Regions from separate parts of the Homo sapiens genome. Here region 1 is linked to region 2. Evidence: chromatin contacts called from ENCODE Hi-C or POLR2A ChIA-PET data. All regions are on one chromosome and are shown on one strand. Each heading gives the region's core, a stretch centred on a gene start or an enhancer-like site at or near the end of the contact. The rest is flanking DNA. Distances are from core to core; before and after follow the strand shown. Region 1 holds the start of MAN1B1 (mannosidase alpha class 1B member 1). Region 2 holds the start of SET (SET nuclear proto-oncogene).

What was found. A loop is a pair of places that touch in the nucleus more often than their neighbours do. ChIA-PET counts read pairs that join two places held with the same protein, here RNA polymerase II (POLR2A). Pooled maps may share reads with other maps.
Region 1: a pooled map shows a loop between it and region 2 (7-fold over the local background). The contact joins the promoter of MAN1B1 here to the promoter of SET in region 2. A Hi-C loop is called at or near these places in 2 of 50 pooled maps. POLR2A ChIA-PET finds 5 or more read pairs at or near these places in 2 of 52 experiments (WTC11 and activated B cell).

The regions. Positions count from the first base shown.
Region 1 is chr9:137,083,835-137,088,253 of GRCh38, reverse strand. It overlaps MAN1B1 (mannosidase alpha class 1B member 1), which reads right to left and starts at 1,269. Exons shown (of 13, transcript NM_016219.5): 1 at 1,036-1,269; 2 at 71-179. The coding sequence starts at 1,254. It overlaps MAN1B1-DT (MAN1B1 divergent transcript), which reads left to right and starts at 1,437. Exons shown (of 1, transcript NR_027447.1): 1 at 1,437-3,308. It overlaps UAP1L1 (UDP-N-acetylglucosamine pyrophosphorylase 1 like 1), which reads right to left. Exons shown (of 9, transcript NM_207309.3): 9 at 3,716-4,419. RefSeq lists silencers at 906-1,135, 1,686-1,915 and an enhancer at 1,116-1,345.
Region 2 is chr9:128,685,957-128,690,471 of GRCh38, reverse strand. SET (SET nuclear proto-oncogene) reads right to left here and starts at 1,250. Exons shown (of 8, transcript NM_003011.4): 1 at 817-1,250. The coding sequence starts at 889. RefSeq lists silencers at 381-500, 881-1,790 and enhancers at 2,077-2,953, 4,304-4,403, 4,444-4,515.

The DNA.
Region 1 (4,419 bases), core at 20-2,519, 8.4 Mb before region 2:
ATGCAAGATTGCTTCTGCCCAATCAACCCTCAACACAGATATCGTTTTCAAGTACACGTGTTTCTGATACCTTTCCAATGGTCAGCCAAGTTGATGTAGAAGAGGAGTCCACAGAAAAGCAGAAAGGCAAGGAGGAAGAGAATCATATTCCGCTGCAATCTCGACAGTTGCTTCCATTTCTAAGGGAGGTACAGAGAATGACATTTCTTACTGAATATATCACACGGAACGTCTCAACTGTCACAAACTGTGAGGACAATAAGGAATTCTTCTGGAAGATCCAGTGTTCAGCTCTATTTCTTTTTTTTTTTGGAAACAGGGTCTCATTCTGTTACACCTAGGCTGGAGTGTAGTGGGTGGAACGCGGGATGAGCCACCGTGCCCGGCCAGCTCTATTTATTTTGAATGGGGAGAAGTTCCCTCTCAGCAGGGAGTAGGAACATTGCTGGGACAATACTACAGATGTCGTTAATACAGTGGTGCAGATGAGACGAGGATAAGAAAAAAGCAGAAACATTTCTGTCACATTTCATCAACAGTGGAGAAAGACTCCTGCGACTCCCACAGATGTAGCCCAGGCACCGCCCAGGCGATGCACAGTCCGCATGTGGTTATCAATGCCCTTCGGCCTGAGACCACCACGAACAGACCAGGAGCCAATCAAGAGGGGCTCATTTCTCACTGTACCGAGGGGAGCATACACCACGGGGAACCTCCGGTTTCCGCTCCAAGAGGGGCAGGCGCCTGGGCCAGGACCTTGCAGAAAAGCGAACGAAGCCCAGAAAACCTGCTGGGGCTCTGAGCCCTCTTCCCACCACCGCCCCGCAGAATTTGGGCCGCTGAGACCGCTGCAGGCGAGCCGCCCACGGCTGCCCCAACCAGGAACGCACATTTGCCCCTTTTTGCGGGGAAGGGGTGGAGAGGGCGGCGCCTGGGGAGTCGAGTCCGCCCGCCCAGGTCCCGCTCGGAGCCGCAGTCTGGGAGGGCGGCGGGCACGGCAGCCCCGGGCCCCAGTCAGCCCGGCGCGACCCTCACCCTCCAGCACGAGCGCCGCCGCCAACTCTTGCTGTTGTCATAGTTCTCGCCAAAGCTCAGCGTCACCGAGATGAAGTCCCGATGAGGCGGCGGCGGCGGCGGTGGGTACATGACTACAGTGGTGGCGACGGCCCAAGGGGCCCCGCCCACTGGCGGCGTCAGGAAGTCCGACTGAGAGGAACCGAGAGCTCCGCTTCTCCTGCCCTCGCAGGCAGCCATCGCAGCGCCGTCAACAGCCCGCCCATCACACGGATACGCGACTGCGCGTGCGCTGCGTCTCTATGCGGCCAGTGCGCCCGCGCCTGTCTCCGCTGCGCTCCAGCGTACGGGGCTGCGTCCTACGGCGACTGCGTCAGACAACTGCTGCGACTCCGCCCTGCCCTCAGGTTCATTGCGCATGCGTCCGGCAGCGCCTGCCCAGGTGTGCTACGAGCGTAGCTGTAGCAACGGGGCGGGCCTTGGTTCGCCTGGGGCGTGGTCGCTGTCTGGGGCTCCCACGTGGTTCGCCTCATGGGCCTGGAGCTGGGCTTCTCTCGCCTCCTGTCGTCTGGCTGCACCGACTTTGCCCACGCCCTCACGGGAGACGCAGACACTAGGGACCCGGGGAGGCGCCCGGGCGGGGCCGCCATGTTGGCAGAGAGTCCCAGCGTCCCGCGCCTCGGTTCCGGAACCCGCGGCGCGGGGATGGAGCTGGGCTGCCCTTGGGCGCCGTCCTGGGCTGGTGCCCACCCTGGCCGCGTGGTCACCGGCAAGAAGCCCAGGGCCTCACCCAGGCGTGGGGGCCGGGGGAAGGACCGGACCCTCCCGAAGTCGCGGACCAGGCCGGGCGGCACCCGGGCTGGGGTGGCTGCTACCCCGAGCTAAGCTGGCTGCGCCGCATCTCACGGTCCCCGGGGCCCGAGCGCTGCGCCTGGACCGGCGCCGAGCGAGGCGGCCAATCGGCCGGCTGGACCCACAGTCCCCGCGCCATAGGCGGGTCGGGGCTTTCAGACCCGGCTCCCAGCCCTCGAACTCGGTAACCTTGGAGGTCAGCTTGAGATGACTGCGCTTCCTGCACGCGTTGTCCTCCCCAGAAACGCCCAAAATGGCAAAGCGGCGTCCGTGGCCGCCCGAGGCCCTCCCTGCCTGGGTTCTCCCCAGCCGAACCTCACGCCCGGCCCCTCCTTCATTCTCTCCTGGCCAGGCTGCTCCTGCCCTTGGGCGAATCCGCTGCGTCCCACGGTCCTGACTGTGGCATTTCTGCGTGTCTGGAGAGCTCCCCCGGCAGCGACGTCCTGCTTAGCACGTGGCTCGTCTAACTCTGTTCCCCTGGCCTCCTGCTCTTCTAGGGGTCATCTTTAGGTTTCTGCTGGTCTCTGCCCCCTGTGACACTTGCTGGTACCCAAATGAAGTCGTTTATGTCACACTCTAACAAGAGGCCCTGAAGAAGCCCTCACAAAAACATTAGCAACGGAGCGCCTGCGGCAAACCCTTCTAACCTTTGGTCTTTATGGTTTCAAAGCAGTTTATGGGAACTTCTCTTTTTTAAAAGATTCCCCTTGGGGCCAGGCGCGGTGGCTTCTGTAATCCCAGGACTTTGGGAGGCCGAGGCAGGTGGATCACTTGAGGTCAGGAGTTCAAGACTAGCCTGGCCAACATGGTGAGACACCCGTCTCTACAAAAAACACAAAAAAATTAGCAGGGCATGGTTGGTGGCAGGCACCTGTAGTCCCAGCTACACGGGAGGCTTAGGCAGGAGAATTCCTTGAACCCAGGAGGTGGAGGTTGCAGTGAGCCGAGATGGCACCACTGCACTCCAGCCTGGGCAACAGAGCAAGACTCTGTCTCAAAAAAAAAAAAAAAAAAAAAAAAGAAATTTCCCGTGGGCGGGGCACAGTGACTCATGCCTGTAGTAATCCCAGCACTTTTGGAGGCCAAGGTGGGCAGATCCCCTGAGCTCAGGAGTCCAACCTGGGCAACATGGTGAAACCCCTGTCTCTACAAAAAATAAAAAAATGAGTCCAGTGTGGTGGTGTGCACCTGTGGTCCCAGCTACTCTGGAGGCTGAGGTGGGAAGACCACCTAAGCCCCAGGAGGTCGAGGCTGCAGTGAGCCATGATTGCACCACTGCACTCCAGCCTGGGCAACAGAGTGAGATCCAGTCTCAAAAAAAAAAAATTCCCCCTTTCCTCAATCCCCACCCCACCCCCCCACCACATGCCTGTGACCCACTGAGGCTTGCATACTCTGCATTGCAATTATGTGTTATTCTTGATTAAATTCATTTATTCTGGAGAGCCTGAGTTTCTCTTTAGGTTGACACCACTCACTCTTGTCAGTCCCTGGAGTACCCCAAGCATCCTCACGTGGTTAGCAGGGAAACCTTGGCATCTCAAGGATGCAGGTGCAGGAGAGCGAGTCTCCAGGCTGTCAGAGCTGAGCATGCAGAAGCCTGCCCTGGAGAGCGCCCCGAGGTTCCTGACCGCAGGTTGTCTCAGGCCCTCCTGAGACCCTGGTGAAGAGTGGGATGGGACCGCGGGGGGATTCCTTGGCACCCCAAGTAGTCTTGGCCTTCATGTGTGAACTCCTGTCCCTAAGGGGGCCCCCAGTGAGCTCCAGCCCTGGGACACAGCTGTGAACACCTGATCCTTGTTCCCAACACCCGTGCACTGCCCAAAAACTGCACTTGCCAGAGTAGCAGTCAATTACGGCACCTTGTGTTTATTGGAAATATTCCACCTACAGAACATTAAGATGCCAGCAACCGGCCCGGCGCGGTGGCTCACACCTATAATCCCAGCACTTTGGGAGGCCGAGGTGGGTGGATCACGAGGTCAGGAGATCGAGACCATCCTGGCTAACACGGTCAAACCCCATCTCTACTAAAAATACAAAGAATTAGCCAGGCGTGGTAGTGGGTGCCTGTAGTCCCAGCTACTAGGGAGGCTGAGGCTGGCCTGGAGGTTGCAGTGAGCCAAGGTCACGCCACTTCACTCCAGCCTGGGCAACAAGAGTGAAACTCCGTCTAAAACAAACAAAAAAAAAGACTTCACCCAACTAACTGTGCTTGTGTAGAAAGAGGTTGCATCCCTGTTCCAGTCATGGCCATGAGGAACAGCTATGAGAAGGGCCCTAAGGCACAGCATGGTTTGCAGTAAGAAGGGCAGAGCCAGGGAGAGAGAAGTAAACATCATCTTCTGGGCTTTGGTTTCAAAAATCACAAGGTGTGGGCCTGAGCCTGCTGCCTGCCCAGGTCTGGGCGCCTCCACTCAGCCACTGTCCTCCCAGTGCCTCTAAATCTGGAAGGCTGCATCTGAACCTGCCCTTCCAGACAACACCCCTCCCCTGGGAAACCAATGGGGATGAGTAGTGGCCCTCCACTGGGGACTGTGGGTTTCGAGGTGG
Region 2 (4,515 bases), core at 1-2,500:
AGGTGCCCTTTTGTCCTGTAAAGACTACAAACCCCCTACAAAGCTAAGTGGGTGTGAAAGGGCCAGATCGCGCGGTTCATTTCCGGTAACCATCCCGGATTGGCAGCCCCCCTGCCGAGAGCCTCCTAGGCAGAGGCCAGCTTTCTTAGCCATTTCCAAGACCCCCGATACACTGGTCGCGGCGCCAGGTTTCTCCGCACGCTGGCGCGACGGGGCGGCCGCCCCACGTGGGGAGTGCGCCCGGGCTGGCCAGAGCATCCTCCCGGCCGGCCAAGGCCCAGCGCGCGGCCGCCCGCGTGTTCCCCGCGCCCCCACCCCACCCGAGCTCCAGGCAGAAGCCCCGCCGGGGCCAGCCTCTGGGCGGGGGTGCCGGGGGCGCCGCCGCGGGCCGGGCGCGAAGCGGAACCGCGCGGGAGGTCGGGCGCGGGGCCGCGTCCGGCCGCACCATGTGGCGGCGGCGGCGGCTGATGGGAGCGAGGCATCATGGCGGAGCACAATAAAGAGAGGCTTCTCGGGAGGGAGGGAGGGGGAGGAGAGCGAGGGAGGGGGGAGAGGAAGGGGGGGTCTCCTCCGCCCGCGCCGAGCAGGCCGCAGCGCCCCCGCCTCGCAGCGCGGCCGCCGCGGCGCGGGCCACCCAGGCCCCCAGCCCAGCCGCGCACAAAAAAGGGCGCCGAGTCCGCGGGCCCCCGCCCGGCCGCGCCGCGCCCCCCCGCCCGGCGCCCCCCGCGCGCGCCCCGGGCCCCGCCGGCGGCCTGCGGGCCGGGGCGGGCGGCGAAGATGGCGGCGCGGGCCGGCCCCCGGGCTCGCTGCTCTCACCTGAGGTCTCGTCGGCCCCGTCGTGGTTGGAGTTGAGCTCCTTTTTACTGACTTTGGCCGCCGGCGCCGACATGGTGCTGCTCCGCGGTCGGGGGGGGAGCGGGGAGGGGGAGAGAAGGGAAGGCGAAGGGGGCGGGCAAGCGGCTTCCCCTCACGCCACACGCGCGGGCGCCCGCTCGGTCCGGCCGCCTCCTCCCGGCGCTCGCTCGCTCTCCCTCCCCCTCGCTCGCTCGCGCGCGCTACCCTCGCGGCCTGACGCCGAGGGACGGGCTGGGGCGGCGTGCCGGGCCCCGGCCCGGGCTCCTGTTCGCGGAGGGGAGGCGGAGGCGGCGGCGGCGGGCGGCTCGGCTCCCTCACTCGCGCTCGGCGATCCAGCCAGCTCGCTGCTCGCTCTCCCGAGCCGCCTCCTCCTCCACCTCCTCCTACGGCGAGGGGCGGGCGCAGGGCGCAGGCGCGCCAGGCCCCGCGCGGATGCTCCGCCTCCGGCCGGGGAGGCTCGCGCCGCGGCGCCATTGGCCTGGGCGGCGGGATGAGGGGGCGGAGTCGCGGCGCGGAGACACAGGGCCCGGCGAGAGGTGGGAGGAAGGCGCGCGGCGACGCACGGCCGCCCCCCGCGCCGCGTCCCCTCCCCCGCTCTCCCCTCTCCGGCCCGACCCAGGACACTGGCGCGCGGCAGGCCGGTGGGCGGGGCGTCGCACGGAGGCGCGGGTGCCCCCGGCCGGCGCGTCACGTGGTGAGCGAGCGGCTTCCCTGCTCCGCGGGGCACCGGGAGCGGGGCGCCCACCACCCCGAAAGTGCAGGCCCGGCCTCGTATGGGGGCCCCGAATTCCGCCCGGCCTCTCGGCGCCTTCCACTTCGTGGAGAAAGCAGGGGGCACCCCATTCTGGATGCCAGATGGGGAACTGCCGATCGGACTCAAACTCGGGCTCGTGTGCGAAGCCCCAGGCTGTGTAATCCGCGCGCAGGGCCATTCCTGGGTTTTAGTCCAAGCCCTGCCCAGCAAGCTTGTACCCTTGAGCAAGTCACCCTTCCTCTCTGAACCCGTTTCTGTTATGAAATGATAAAGGTTACGACACTGAAGCCACATTAAACTCGAAGTCCTGTGAAGGCAGGGAGGTACCACATTAGTCCGCGGTGCCCAGCGCCCGCAAGAATCATACTGAGCGTTAAGTGCCAGTTTCAGCAGCGCATGGCACGGTTATCTCACCGAGGCCTCACAACAGCCCCAAGCGATAGGCGGTGTTCTGTTCATAGAGATGAAAGGGGCCAACAAGTTCTACTTGAGAGGCAAAGTTCTGAACCACTAAGGAGGGCCAAAGCATTTTGTTTAAATAATACTTTTCAAGTAATGCGGATGCCCCACATTCTGTCCCTCCAGCACCCCAAGACATGAACCATAAAAAGCCAGAAAAACCCTGATTAGTAGCATTTGTTTGTTTGTTTTGAGACGGGAGTCTTGCTCTGTCCCCCAGGCTGGAGTGCAGTGGCGCAATCTTGGCTCACTGCAAGCTCTGCCTCTCGGGTTCAAGCAATTCTCCTGCCTCGGCCTCCCGAGTAGCTGGGGCTACAGGCACGTGCCACCATGCCCGGCTAATTTTTGTATTTTTAGTAGAGATGGAGTTTCACCACCTTGGCCAGGCTGGTCTACTGACCTGGGGTGATCCACTCACCTCGTCCTCCCAAAGTGCTGGGATTACAGGCGGGAGCCACTGCGCCCGGCCAGTACCATTTGTTGATTTTAGTGATACGCTGGCCAATTTCAAATCCTGGCCATGCAATAGCTCACTCCTGTTATCCCAACACTTTGGGAGGCCAAGGCAGGAGGATCGCTTGGGCCCAGGAATTCCAGGCTTCAATGAGCCCCAATGCAGCCACTGCACTGAAGCCTGAGTGACAGAGCAAGACCCTATCTCTAAAACAAAAACAAAAAAATACCTGAAATCTCTCTTTGGACATTTTTAACCAGAACTTGGGGTTGGAATTCTGCCTTCCAGAACTCACACTTTACCATTGGCTCTTTTTTTTTTTTTTTTTTTTTGGTGGGGGAGGGGACCAAGTCTCATTCTGTCTTCCAGGCTGGAGTGCAGTGGTGCCATCTCAGCTCACTGCAACCTCCGCCTCCCGGGTTCAAGTGATTCTCCTGCCTCAGCATCCTGAGTTGCTAGGATTACAGATGTGAGTCACCACGCCCTGCTAATTTTTGTATTTTTTGGTAGAGACAGGTTTTCACCATGTTGGCCAGACTGGTCTCAAACTCCTGACCTCAGGTGATCCACCTGCCTCTGCCTCCCAAAGTGCTGAGATTACAGGCATGAGCCACTGAGCTCGGCCCACTATCAGCTCTTAAAGCTCAAGCAGCATCTTTCATGTTCAAGACAGTGCACGGTGAGTGTCTTAGCCTCCCGAGTATCTGGGATTACAGGCGCCCACTACCATGCCAAGCTAATTTTTGTATTTTTTAGTAGAGACGGGGTTTCACCATGTTGGCCAGGCTGGTCTCGAACTCCCGACCTCAGGTGATCTGCCCACCTCGGCCTCCCAAAGTGCTGGGACTACAGGCATGAGCCACCCACTGTGCCTAGCATAAACTAAACTTTGTTGCAAGTGACAGAACCAAGATTCTAAACCAAGTAGCAATTGACAAAGCCCTTACCTTAAAACAGTTTTTCTATTTTTATTGTTGTTATTATTATGAGACAGGGTCTCTCTCTGTCGCCCAGAACCATGGCTCACTGCAGCCTTGACCTCCTGGGCTCTGGGGATTCTTACACCTCAGCCTTCTGAGTAGCTGGGACCACAGGCAAGCACCACTGCCACCTTGCCTGGCTAATTTTGTTTTTATCTTTTGTAGAGAGGAGGTATCACCATGTTGCCCAGGCTGGTCTCAAACTCCTGAGCTCAAACCATCCTTCAGCCTCAGCCTTCCAGAGCTCTGGGATTACAAGAGTTAGCCATCGCACCCTGCCTCAGTTTTTTTAATGTGACCAACAGTCAGAAGTACTTTTGACATCATGACCTAGCACACACAAACCAAAACTTACCCTTACCAAGGGTGATGTGATTCTAATTTCCTATTTAAAATGCAGGTCACACCCCACCAAATTGATTTCACGACCCGCTCCTGGGCTGAGTCTGTCTGAGAACACTATGCCAAGGGCTGGCTGCTTCCATCCTCAAAGCCTGACCCATAGGGTCACTCCTGACCCACAATGTCTCCTAAGTGCCTTATCTGCCTGTTTCCCAAGCACCTGCAGGGGTCCCAGGGAACCCTGTAATGCCTTCTGATGGGGGAGTGGGCTTTCAGGTTCCCTTTCTGGCCTCCCAACCCTCCCTGCCACCTCCCTGCCCCTCTTTTCCTGCCCTTCCCCACACAGTGCTTCTCAAGATAAATATGAGCACACTAGGAAGTTGAAGAGAAAGAGAAAGCAAAAGGGCCAGGGGTGTGAGTAAACACAGGCGAGCCGGGGGCACACTGAGAGGTTATTCACCCACTCTTAGGACTCTGCTCTCTCCCCGTCTCCAACACCAGAAGCTCTGCATTCTCTCTTCTTGGCCTCTCCCCTCACTCAGAATTCCTCCCTTGCCTCTCTCCTCTCCTCCTGGCCCCTCTGGTTGTTTTTTTTTTTGTTGTTGTTGTTGTTGTTCTTGTCGCCCAGGCTGGAGTGCAATGGCACGAACTCGGCTCATTGCAACCTCCGC